Regions from separate parts of the Homo sapiens genome. Here region 2 is linked to region 1. A link is an interaction called in ENCODE POLR2A ChIA-PET data of the cell type or tissue named here. Cell type or tissue: MCF 10A. All regions are shown on one strand. Each heading gives the region's core, and the rest is flanking DNA. Links, peaks and the distances in the headings are about the cores only.

What was found. Peaks named below come from ENCODE experiments on the same cell type or tissue, not always from the same donor. Only the 100,000 strongest peaks of a DNase experiment are listed, where the experiment ranks them.
Region 2: POLR2A ChIA-PET joins it to region 1 with 5 read pairs; 8 of 35 experiments call an interaction of 5 or more read pairs at or near these places.

The regions. Positions count from the first base shown.
Region 1 is chr5:151,100,979-151,109,680 of GRCh38, reverse strand. ANXA6 (annexin A6) reads left to right here. Exons shown (of 26, transcript NM_001155.5): 23 at 1,131-1,226; 24 at 4,378-4,436; 25 at 5,989-6,111; 26 at 8,174-8,702. The coding sequence ends at 8,233. Among named protein-coding and RNA genes, the nearest start is that of TNIP1, 24 kb to the right of the region's middle. In MCF 10A, for the core only: no CTCF peak of the experiment used is centred there; a DNase peak (open chromatin) is centred at 4,730.
Region 2 is chr5:151,032,933-151,036,932 of GRCh38, reverse strand. It overlaps TNIP1 (TNFAIP3 interacting protein 1), which reads left to right. Exons shown (of 18, transcript NM_006058.5): 13 at 12-143; 14 at 1,226-1,351; 15 at 1,866-1,931; 16 at 3,134-3,325. Among named protein-coding and RNA genes, the nearest start is that of GPX3, 14 kb to the right of the region's middle. In MCF 10A, for the core only: no CTCF peak of the experiment used is centred there; a DNase peak (open chromatin) is centred at 2,062.

The DNA of each region.
Region 1 (8,702 bases), core at 2,811-6,810:
TGTGGCAAGAGGAGCCCGTTGCCCACCCACCTCCTCCTTAACCCAGCAGTAGCGTGTCATGGGTGACGGCGACTCTGGAGCCCTGGGTTCTAGTCCTGGCTCTACCACTTATACCTCACCTTCTTTCTCCTCCTTAGGGAAGCAGGTGGGATGCCCGGGATTAGGTATAGCAACTGGATTTCACCTCAAAGGCCAACTCTGATTGGTAGTAGCTGCCTAGAGTGCTGTGTTAAGGATTCTGGGGTCCCGCGTCATGATTCACTGGCGATGCCTGCCAGGAGCAAGGCAGCGAGAGGTGGTGGTGGCACAAGACCCACATAGACATCTTTGAACCACAGGCTGCCGCATGCTCAGGGCACACCTGTATGCAGTGGCCCTGGCACTCGGTAATCATGAAGTGTCCTGCACTGAGACATTTACATTTTAATGTCTGGCACTACATTAAATGTCTACATTTAATGTCTGGCACTTCTCAGTATTTAAGGTGCTTTAACATAGTGGCTAAAAGAATGGACTTGGGCACTGGACGGCCTTGATTTGAATCCCCCACTTAACAGCCATGTGACCTCAGGCAAGTCACCGAATCTCTGCGCCTGAGCTCCCTTACGTAGGAATCAGGGTTTTAGCTCTACCCGAGATGATTGTTGTGAAGATACAAAAAACATAACACACATAAAGCACTGGCGCAATGCCTGACTCAGTGAGTGTTTCCTGAGTGTTATCATTGTGTCTTCATCCCAAGCGGACACAGGAGGAAGAGGAGGCCCAGGAAGGAGAGGGATCACCCAAGGTCCCTCAGTGAGCTGGGGCAGAACCATGACTAGGACCCGTGCTCCTTTTACTACCCCAGCCTGGGTTCCCAGAACTTGGCCGAGGTTCTAAGACCATTGGCCAGGCACGGGGACTGGCGTGGGACAGATTTGGCTCTGAGCCCACGGCAGCCTTGATGTCAGAGCTTCTCTATCGGGATGATCTTGCCCAATGCATTTAGGCCTGGGCTGTGGCCATATTTGCTGCCCTTCCACTTTCTCAGGCACAGCCTGTGGGAGGCACTGGGTGGGGCTGAGGAGGGGTCCTCCGCCTCCTGCACTGAAGCTCACCCCCACCTCTGGGGCTTCTCTTGTGGCCAGTCTTCCAGGAGTTCATCAAGATGACCAACTATGACGTGGAGCACACCATCAAGAAGGAGATGTCTGGGGATGTCAGGGATGCATTTGTGGCCATTGGTAACTGGCAGGGACTAAGGGAAGGGCTGGGGGCACTGGGAACTTGAACAGATTCTCTGGAAGAATAGAACCTTGGCAGCCTCCGAAGCTACTACTGGAAAGTAAACACTGTCACAGTTCGCCTCCAGGGGTGCTGCCAAATGTGTGATTGTGCAGGAATGTCATGAGGTCTGTGCGAGGCTGCAGGAGAGGGTGAGAAAATAACTGTTGCTAGGGAAGAACCAGGAAGACTGGGGCAGGCAGGGGAGGGGGCACGCTGTCCTGCACAACTAGGGTGTATACACACACACACCACACACACACTTGACACACACACCTAACATATACAAGACACATACTATACACACACACATTCTCACATGTGACACACACTCATACATAAAACACGTTACATATGCATGTGACAGGTGCACACCACACATACACACATCACACACAGAACACATTATATATACACATACATGCTACACCCCCACAAGACACTACACCTACACACACACCACTCACACACTATGCACACATGACCCATGCACACCACATATACGCAGCACACATGCACACACATACAAGACACATACACGCTAGATGCAGATGACACACACACAGACCCTCGTCTCCTCTCAGTACCTGGCTTTTTGGTTACGCTTATATAATTTGAGCTCTTGACTTTGAAAAGGTTTTTCCCTTTTGGATCTTAATTCCACCGTGTATAAATATGGATGAGTGGATATGGGTTAGGGCTGAAGTTATTCTCATTAATATTCATCATTAGTGGTATCTTGTTTCATTTACTATAAAACACATTGCATCAATGCACTTTTAAAAAATCTTACCAAGAGGTATCCGTGGAAGATTTTCACATAATTGCCTTCAATTATAAAACACATCTTGATTTCAGAGACACTAAAATGTGGGGGAAAGGTGTGTTAGATTTGGGTGAAGTAGAGGTGGTGGTAGGGGTGTTGTTTAGCACGTGATGGGCCTTTACCACCCAGGAGCAATATCTAGGAGGCGGGATAGCCCGACGAATAAAAGCATGGAATCCAGGTTGAATCCCTGCTCTGCCACTTACTCACTATATGTCCTTGGGCAGGTCACAAAACCTCTGTGTCTCAATTTCCTCCTTTGTAAAGTGGAGATAACAACAGTGCCCAGCCCATAGGGTGGATTTTGTGAGGCTGAAATTAGTTAATTATATGTAAAGCACTTGGAACGGTGCCTCTTGGCATGTAATACTCACTGGACAAGGGTTAGTTTGTATTTGTATTGTTGTTTCCCACCAAGCCCTGCGCAAAGTTAGTTGCACGCAGGTTTAGTTACATTCTCATCAGGTGCTCTTAACCAGCTTATTTTACAAAAGAGGACACTGAGTTCAGAGAGGCTTATAGCAGTAGAACCAGGACTCAAACCACAGGCTGCCTACCTCCAAAGCTCATGTTCTTAACACCAGAATAATTAGCCTTTGGAGACACTTTCAGATTCCTACCCTCCTCGTGTATTTCCCTCTTCCCTTTCTCCTCCCACCTTGAACAGGTATACACGTGCAAACACACACCACAACACACCATTTCACACTCCTCCATCCAATGGCAGGCATCGGGGTCCCATGTGACAGATGGACAGGCTCAGTTTTTAGGAAGACTTGTGGGGTTGGTTACAGAGGAGAGAAGTTTCTGCCCAGCGTGCTTCTTAGCCAGACTGATAAAGCCCTAGGTCTGAAGTCAGGGAAGGCTTCCTGGAGGTGATGTCATGACTGGGGGCATGGACATCAAGTACAGCCTTGAAGGATGGGATTTGATTTAGAGAGATAATGTAGTGAAGGGCAGATAGGAAATGCATCTATCCAGGAAGGACAGAGAGACACAGGAATTTGCAGTTTGTTCTGGGAATGGGGGAGCAAGGGCCATGAGGTTGCAAAGGAGGCCAGGAGCTTTGACATTCAAGCCAAGGAGCTTGGGATTTGTTTGGGAGGTAGTAGGGAGATATGTAAGGAGCTGGAGATGGGAGGTGTGTGATGTGATCTTTTCCACAGGGTTCCTGAGCCTGTTGCAGAGGAGTCTTGCTTGACTCTGCCACTGGGGTACGCAACTCCAGCCTCTTGCCGTCTGTTCTCATTATATCCAGAGTCATTCCAGCTATAGTACTGGTGTCTGGTTCCTCCTTTTTAAGCTGTCTGAGACACCTGTGCGTGGGCTCTGGAGCCTTGCAGTCAAGCAGCTGTGAAGGGCTAGAGAACCCTAGGCTTTGAGAAAGGGCGGGGTTGGTGAAACCAGGCAGGCATTATCTGCAGCCAGGGTAGGGAGCAGGGGCTGCCAATCCTGCAAGATTGTTCAGGCCCTGGGGAAACACTCAGCCCCAGGGATTTGCATGGTCCCTTAAATTTTACCAACGGACAGTCATTCTTTGGAGCAATATTTCTCTAAATCAGTAACTCTCAAGCATTAGGCTGCACCAGAGTAGGGTGGCCAACCATCCTGATTTGCGCAAGGCTTTCAGTGCTGTTAGGTTGGTGCAAAAGTCATTGCAGTTTTGCCATTGAAAGTGATGGCAAAAATTGTAATTACTTTGGCACCAACCTAATAAAACCTGGAGTGTCCCAGGCAAACTAGGACAAGCTGGTCACTCACCTCTAGAGTTTCAGATTCAGCATCTCTGGAATCTGGAATCTGAGGCATGAGAATCTGCCTTTCTTCCAAGTTTTCAAGTGATGCTAATGTTGTTGGTCCGGAAACCACACTTTGAGAACCACTGCTCAAAATCTTTCCAAAATCTGAATCTTTAGGGTGGAGCCTAAACCCTGAGTTTTAAACAAGCTTTTTGGGTGATTCCAATGCATTTAAAAATTTGAGGCCCCGTGCCTTGGGTTCATGAGGAGTTAATTACCTTTGAATCCTCTCCTGACCTTGGTTAGCTGTAAGCACCTTAGAAGGAAGAGAGTTGCAACCAATTGAGAGCCAGGCCTAAGGATGGGCCAGAGGAGGAAGCATGGGGAAGGGGAGCAAAGGTGTCGTCTGAGCATGACCCTGGGGTTGACAATGATCTGCAGACCCATGCAGGGATAGACGAGGTGGGGAGATGGGGGAGGCCGGTCCAGAGTCTGGGTTCACAGCCTCTGACCACGTTCCCCGCATCTCTCTGCTCTTCCTACCAGTTCAAAGTGTCAAGAACAAGCCTCTCTTCTTTGCCGACAAACTTTACAAATCCATGAAGGTAAGAAAACATGCTGGCGTTCCTTTCCCTTCAAGCACTGACTTACATACACACACAAACACACAGATGTGCACCATCCCCCAGATCAGGATTCCTGGCAGCTGTTTCTTCCCATTTGACATTTATTAGCATCTGCCCTTGTCTGGCTCTAGGATGGTATTTCCCAGTTGGGGGTGATTTCCCCCGCCTTCCCCCGCCCCGGAGGATATTTGGCAATATCCAGACACATTTTTGGTCATCACAACTTGGAGATTGTTGCTACCAGCATCTGGTGGGGACAGAACAGGGATGCTGTTAAACAACCTCAGTGCAAAGGATAAGCTTGCGCAACAAAGAATTATCCAGCCCCAAATGCCAAGGTTGAGAAATGTGCTCTGGAGGCACACAGGGCTGGGTAGGACACAGTCTCTGCCCTCTCAGAGCTCACAATCTATCCGGGGACACAGGGTCTCCTAGGACAAATAGTCATCAAAGGTCACAAGCGCTCCCCTCTGAGTCTAGTCCTGCCCTTCTGGGAGAGCCCAAGCCACACTGGCCACCCTCTCAGCCACTGGAGTCTCAACTGCAGATAGCCTGGGCAGGTGGGAGGGTAGGAAGGAACCTGAGACCCTCACCCTACAGTCTCCAAATGTGACAGCCATTCATTGAGCACTCACGATGTGTCAAGCCTGTGCCAAGGGCTTCATCTCTCTGACCACAGCTGACCCTCATGGCAGTCCTGTGAAATTGTGGTAGCATCCTCATTTGATAGAGGAGGAAACTCAGGCCTAGGTAGGGTAAAACGTTGCCCACATTTACATAGCTCCTAAGAGGCAGAGCTGGGACTCGAACCTAGCTCTGACTCCTAGGCTGGTGCTTGTCGCTCCCTGGGGGCAGAGGCAGCTCTGGCTGCCCACACATTCCATGCCCTGTGCCTGCTCCTTGGGCCCGGTGGTAGTTTCCTAGGGCTGGTGTAACACATTCCAGAAATTGGGTGACAAAAGAAATTTATTCTCATAGTTCTGGAGGCCAAAAGCCCAAAATCAAGGTGTCGCCTGGGTTGGGTCCTCCTGGAGGCTCTGGGGGAGAAGCACTCCCCTGCCTCTCCTAGCTTCTGGTGGTTGCCAGAAGTCCTTGGTGTTTCCTGGCTGTGAATGCATCACTCCGGTCTCTGCCTCTGTCCTCACCTAGCCACTTTTCTGTGTGTATGTCTGTGCCCTCCCTCTTCTAAAGATATTGGTTATTGGTTTAGGCTTCAATCTAATTCAGTATGCCTTCATCTTAACTAATTACATGTGCAAATACCTTATTTCCAAATTACATCATGTTCTGAGTTTCCAGGTGGACATGGGGACACTATTCAACCCACACACATCTTTTTTGCGTGTCAGTCTGGCCAGTCCTGGGCACAGAGGGATTTTGGTCAGGACTGTTTGCAGAAGACAGAGGTGGAACATCCGCCCTGTTTTTGGAAGGAACAAGGGAGAAAGGCAGATGGGATACCACTGTTTCTTGCCTGACTGGGCTCTATCTCTCCTTCCGCCTGTGTCTCCCTCCTGCCTGGCTCCACCAGGGTGCTGGCACAGATGAGAAGACTCTGACCAGGATCATGGTATCCCGCAGTGAGATTGACCTGCTCAACATCCGGAGGGAATTCATTGAGAAATATGACAAGTCTCTCCACCAAGCCATTGAGGTAAGGGGAGGGGCTAGAGGTTAGCAGGAAGCGGGTGAGTGTCAGATCCCTAATATAAGATTAGAAGTCTTTATTCCCATGGACTTTTTTCCAGTGGGTTACCGCTTAGAACAGCCAGGATATTGAAATGAAAGGGGGTCTGTATTGCATTGTTTATACCGAAATCAATTCCAAAAGAATCAAAGGTTTATAATTAAAGATTTCCAAATAAAACAAGAGCCCATTTTTTGCTTTTTTTAAAGCAATGTTATGGAAGTATAACTTACATATCATGGGCAGGCATGGTGGCTCACACCTGTAATCACAGCACGTTGGAAGGCCAAGGCAGGTGGATCACTTGAGGTCAGGAGTTCAAGACCAGCCTGGCCAACATGGTGAAACCCTGTCTCTACTAAAAATACAAAAATTAGCTGGGTGTGTTGGCTCATGCCTGTAATCCCAGCTACTCAGGAGGCTGAGGCAAGAGAATCGCTTGAACCCAGGAGGTAGAGGTTGCAGTGAGCTGAGATCACGCCACTGCACTCCAGCCTGGGCAACAGAGCAAGACTCCATCTCAAAAACAGACAAACAAACAAACGAAAAACTTACATATCATAAAATTCACCTGTTTTAAGGGTACAATTCAACAGTTTTTAGTAAATTTACTGAGTTGTACAACCATTCCCATAATGCAGCTGGTTTCCAAACACTTCTATCATCCCACTAAGCTCTCTCATACCTGTTTATCTAGTTCCATCCCCAGCCATAGGCAACCACCAAGCTACTTTGTGTCTCTGTAGATTTGCCTTTTCTGAATATTTCATATAAATGGAATCACCTAATATGTGACCCTTTGTGTCTGACTTTTTGTTTGTTTGTTTGTTTTTGAGACGGAGTCTTGCTCTGTCGCCCAGGCTGGAGTGCAGCAGTGCCATCTCATCTCACTGCAACGTCCACCTCCTGGGTTTAAGCAATTCTCCTGCCTCAGCCTCCCGAGTAGCTGGGACTGCAGGCATGCATCACTATGCCTGGCTAATTTTTGTATTTTTAGTACAGACAGGGTTTCACTGTGTTGGCCAGGCTGGTTGCTAGCTCCTGACCTCAAGTGATCCACCTGCCTTGGCCTCCCAAAGTGCTGGGATTACAGGTGTGAGCCACCACACCTGGCTGCGTCTGACTTTTTTGACATATGGAGCTTATATTTTTGCTCTTTGAGATCAGCCAAGATCTTAAAGTCTGATGCTTGGTTCTACTTGGCTAACGAGACTATGGGCATCTCAGAGGCAGTCTCTTACAGACTTAGTAGGAATGTAAGTAAATTGTTGGCACATTTTGATACTATATTATGTTTTAAAATCATACATCAAAAAATACAAGGACAAACAAAATCCCGAAAACCATGTCTCATAACAATGATAGGAGTCCCTCAGAAGGGAGATCCATACCATACCATGGGTCAGGAAGTTTGGCCTCCCCAGTCTGAACGTATACCAGACCACTGTGATGTGTGGTGAGCGTGATGGTGTTTGTACCCATTCCCAGCAATGGCTTGGCAGTTAGCACTCAATGTTGTTTGTTCAAATAAGAAATCACCTAACACGATATGCCAAGGGCCATGGGGGAGGGTATCAGCAGAGTGCCAGGGGAACCAAGGGAGGCCAGAGTTCACTGTGCCTCCTGACGCAAGAGAGTGGCCAGAGTGCTTCTCAGAGGAGAGGGCCCTGCTGGCAAATGGGATTGGGGGTGCACAGGGGCATGTTGGACAGGGGAGTGACAGGTGGAGAGAGGACTGAGATGCTCCTGGGGGAAAGGAACAGGTGAAGCTGCAGAGCTCTGCACAGGTCAGATCCCAAAGGGCCTTGAAGCCAGGCCGGGAGCTTGCATATCTTCCTGGGGATAAACAAAAGGGACGTGGTCACATTTATGTGTCTGGGAGATCCCAGTAGCCTACATGTGGCATGGGATCCTATGTTGGTCATGGAGAGAAGCCGAGGGAGATGTCCAGACAGATGGGCAGCCGGGAGGAGGGGGCATTGAGACTGGAAGGACTGTTTTCACTCACTCTGCTCTCTGCCTCTGCCAGGGTGACACCTCCGGAGACTTCCTGAAGGCCTTGCTGGCTCTCTGTGGTGGTGAGGACTAGGGCCACAGCTTTGGCGGGCACTTCTGCCAAGAAATGGTTATCAGCACCAGCCGCCATGGCCAAGCCTGATTGTTCCAGCTCCAGAGACTAAGGAAGGGGCAGGGGTGGGGGGAGGGGTTGGGTTGGGCTCTTATCTTCAGTGGAGCTTAGGAAACGCTCCCACTCCCACGGGCCATCGAGGGCCCAGCACGGCTGAGCGGCTGAAAAACCGTAGCCATAGATCCTGTCCACCTCCACTCCCCTCTGACCCTCAGGCTTTCCCAGCTTCCTCCCCTTGCTACAGCCTCTGCCCTGGTTTGGGCTATGTCAGATCCAAAAACATCCTGAACCTCTGTCTGTAAAATGAGTAGTGTCTGTACTTTGAATGAGGGGGTTGGTGGCAGGGGCCAGTTGAATGTGCTGGGCGGGGTGGTGGGAAGGATAGTAAATGTGCTGGGGCAAACTGACAAATCTTCCCATCCATTTCACC
Region 2 (4,000 bases), core at 1-4,000, 70 kb after region 1:
CCTGATTCCAGGCCCTGGAGGAAGCACTGAGCATCCAAACCCCGCCATCATCTCCACCAACAGCATTTGGGAGCCCAGAAGGAGCAGGGGCCCTCCTAAGGAAACAGGAGCTGGTCACGCAGAATGAGTTGCTGAAACAGCAGGTGAGGCTTCCGGGAGGAAATCAGGTGGGAGGTGCTCTGTGGGAGCTGGAGCTTTCCTGAGGGCCCAGACGGCTTGGAATCACATGGAACCTGTAATTAGTAATCCACTTTCTGGCCATTGGCCAGGGCCCCCCACTGGCTCTAGGTTTATCCTTTCCAGCACCATAACCCTAGCTTAAGTCGTTCCTCTACCACCTTTATGATTTAGCCATCTCTATGCCCCACACGTGCTATTATTTACCTAGTATTTAAAAAATAAATTCTAAATAAATGAATTTAAAAGGGAGCTTTATATCACTGCTGTAATTGGAAAAAACCATTTATTATTTGTCACAAGTAGAAAGTAACTGTACGCAATAAACAATAAAAACAGAACAATGTTATTAAACTCTAGCCGGATACTCTTGCCAAATGAAGACTCTGAACTGGAGTTCTTTTCTCCTTTATTTAAAGGAGATTGGCAGGTACTAAAATGGTATTAAAGACCTACTAGCCCTGAGGGACACAGAAGGATTGGGGTGAAAGAAAGCGAAAAGGTTGTGGCTCTCCCATTGTCTCTGTGCTATTTAATCCTCCTAAACTGCCTTGAACCTAGCCAGTGTCTCAGCTGATCTGCACTAAGGATGTGAAACTACAGGCTAAGAGACAGAGGCAGGCCCCACCCAACCCACCTCTGCCAGGGCACCCTGGAGCCCTAGCGGAGTTTGTAGGGTCTCTGCCCTCAGAACCAGCAGATCCAAACTCTGGTCTACACCACACTCTGGTTCTGTGATCACTGCCCCTGTGGGTCTCAGCGGAGTGAAAGGATTGCACTGGTTGATGGCTTTCAACGTTTTTTTAAAACCATATATCCTTTGTTCAAATAAAGTCCTAGCTTGAAGCCCAGAATGTAAGATAGAGGGACACAGAACTACTCTGTTTGAAGTTAAGGTGGAGGCTGGAGGTGTAGCTGTCCCACTCCCCATGGCGACCCCCAGCTCTGCCATCTGTGACCCCAGCAGGAGGCATGGGAGTCTGGGCCTGAGGAGAAATCCCCACTCAGGACCATCCCCCTCCCTCTCTTCACCCTCCCTCCACACCAGGTGAAGATCTTCGAGGAGGACTTCCAGAGGGAGCGCAGTGATCGTGAGCGCATGAATGAGGAGAAGGAAGAGCTGAAGAAGCAAGTGGAGAAGCTGCAGGCCCAGGTCACCCTGTCAAATGCCCAGGTAAGAGTGACTGGACCCAGGAAGGGCAACTGGCCTGTCCTCGTGGGGAGAGGGGGCATGGATTGGAGGGCCCTGGTGAGGCTGGATGTCAGGACCCTCACTGCTTCTCTCCAGCTCTGCAATCATATTTGAGCTCGGCAAGGCCCTTCCCCTCTCTGACTCTTTCTTTGTACAATTACGAGTTTTACTCTAAGATATCTCTACCTCTGACTTTCCACAGTCAGTTCTGGGCTTTACTCTCCCAGAGTGGAACTAAAAGATGTTAGCAGAGAAGCAGCGAGGTTCACGTGAACCCTCTTGACCTGTGCACAGACCACTGTGACAAGCAGGTGGCCTGCAGCAACAGCCTGGGCTGTGCTCCGCCCTCAGGGCCCTTTCCCGGGGCTGGCCCACGCATGGTGGCCCAGAGGGAAGCATCAGCCGGTCAGTCCTCGTGGCTGGTTAGGCCCTGGATCCAGGCCTGGCCAGAAACCACCTGTGCCGACAGTCTTTTCTCCCTCCCTTCTTCTCTCAGCTAAAAGCATTCAAAGATGAGGAGAAGGCAAGAGAAGCCCTCAGACAGCAGAAGAGGAAAGCAAAGGTGAGGAGGCTTGAGGGAGGTAGCAGCACTGACATCCTCTTACCTTCCTCATGGAGCTAGCCTGATGGATGCACAGTGTGTGCTCGGGCGTGGGGACATCCTCTGCTAACTAACTGATGAGTAATACAGGAAAAGCCTTAGAGCAGTATTGGTACAGAGGCAGTGCCCACAATGTATTAGCTGTCATCACTGTTGACATTCTGTGTCCAGGTAGCAACCTTCCGTGCCCATGTGACTAGCCTTCTTTGGCCGTGTATGAGCCTTCCGTGCCCATGTATCCAACTTTCTATGCCCATGTTCCAGCCCTCCGTGCCCATGTACCAGCCTTTTGTGCCCATGCCCAGCCTTTTGTGCCCATGCCCAGCCTTCCATGCCCATGTACCAGCCTTCCGTGTCCATGTACCAGCCTTCCATGCCCATGTGCTCAGCCTTCCGTTTCCATGTATCAGCCTTCCGTGCCCATGTGCCCAGCCTTCTGTGTCCATTTACCCAGCCTTCCGTGCCCATGTATGAGCCTTCTGTGCCCATGTGCCCAGCCTTCCATGCCCATGTGCCCAGCCTTCCGTGCCCATGTACCCAGCCTTCCGTGCCCATGTACCAGCCTTCTGTGCCCATGTTCTAGCCTTCCGTGCCCATGTACCAGCCTTCCGTGTCTATGTACCAGCCTTCACTGCCCATGTACCTAGCCTTCTGTGCCCATGTACCAGCCTTCACTGCCCATGTAGCAGCCTTCTGTGCCCATGTACTAGCTTTCCGTGCCCATGTACCAGCCTTCCGTGTCCATGTACCAGCCTTCCATGCCCATGTACCAGCTTTCCATGCCCATGTACTAGCCTTCTGTGCCCATGTACCAGCCTTCCGTGCCCATGTACCAGCCTTCCGTGCCCATGTACTAGCCTTCCATGCCCATGTACCAGCCTTCCGTGCCCATGTACCAGCCTTCTGTGCCCATGTCACAACCTTCCATGCATGTGTACCCAGCCTTCCATGCCCATGCAGCCTTCCATGCTCATATATCCAGCCTTCTATGCCCATGTATCCAGATTTCTGTACCCATGTAGCAGCCTTTCATGACCACATACCAGCCTTTGGTACCCAGCCTGCTAGCCTTCAGAGAGCTAACATTCTATTTAGAGGGTGATGAGATGGGTGTCCTTTGCAGCCTGTTGCAGGCCAAAGCCAGACGTCAGCCTTTCTTGCAGGCCTCAGGAGAGCGTTACCATGTGGAGCCCCACCCAGAACATCTCTGCGGGGCCTACCCCTACGCCTACCCGCCCATGCCAGCCATGGTGCCACACCATGGCTTCGAGGACTGGTCCCAGATCCGCTACCCCCCTCCCCCCATGGCCATGGAGCACCCGCCCCCACTCCCCAACTCGCGCCTCTTCCATCTGGTGAGTCTGTGTCCCTCCCTTGCTCCAGGGCACACACAGAGGCTGCCCCAGACACCTTCCAGAGAGGAAGGTTAAGTGAGGGGTTCAGAAACTGCATCCTTCTGAACTAAACAGCACCGTGGTGGCAGGTGGGTGTCCAGGGCCTGGCTCTGGGCTGCTACCCAGGGGCAGGGATCTGGCCACAGTCCCGCAGGGCTGCCCCACAGCTGTTCAGGGTCACTGGTCTAGGACGGAGAAGGCTGAGTAAGAGTGCAGGGTGGGAAGGAGGACTCCCTCCAGGCCCCAGGCCATGGGTATCAGAGTTTGGGTTTGCTTTTTCTTATAACTTCCACGTGTAACTAGGTTCCAGAGCCTCACCATGTTTCTCTCTCTTTCCTTTCCTTTCCTCTCCCCTCCCCTCCCCTCCGCTCCTCTCCCCTCCCCTCCTCTTCTTCTCTCCTCTCTTTTTTTATTTTCTTTTCCTTTTTTTTTTTTTTTTTTGAGATGGAATTTCACTCTTTTTTGCCCATGCTGGAGTGCAGTGATACGATCTCGGCTCATTGCAACCTCTGCCTCCCAGGTTCAAGCTATTCTCCTGCCTTAGCCTCCCAAGTAGCTGGGATTACAGGCATGCACCACCACGCCCGGTAATTTTTTGTATTTTTGGTAGAGACGGGGTTTCTCCATATTGGCCAG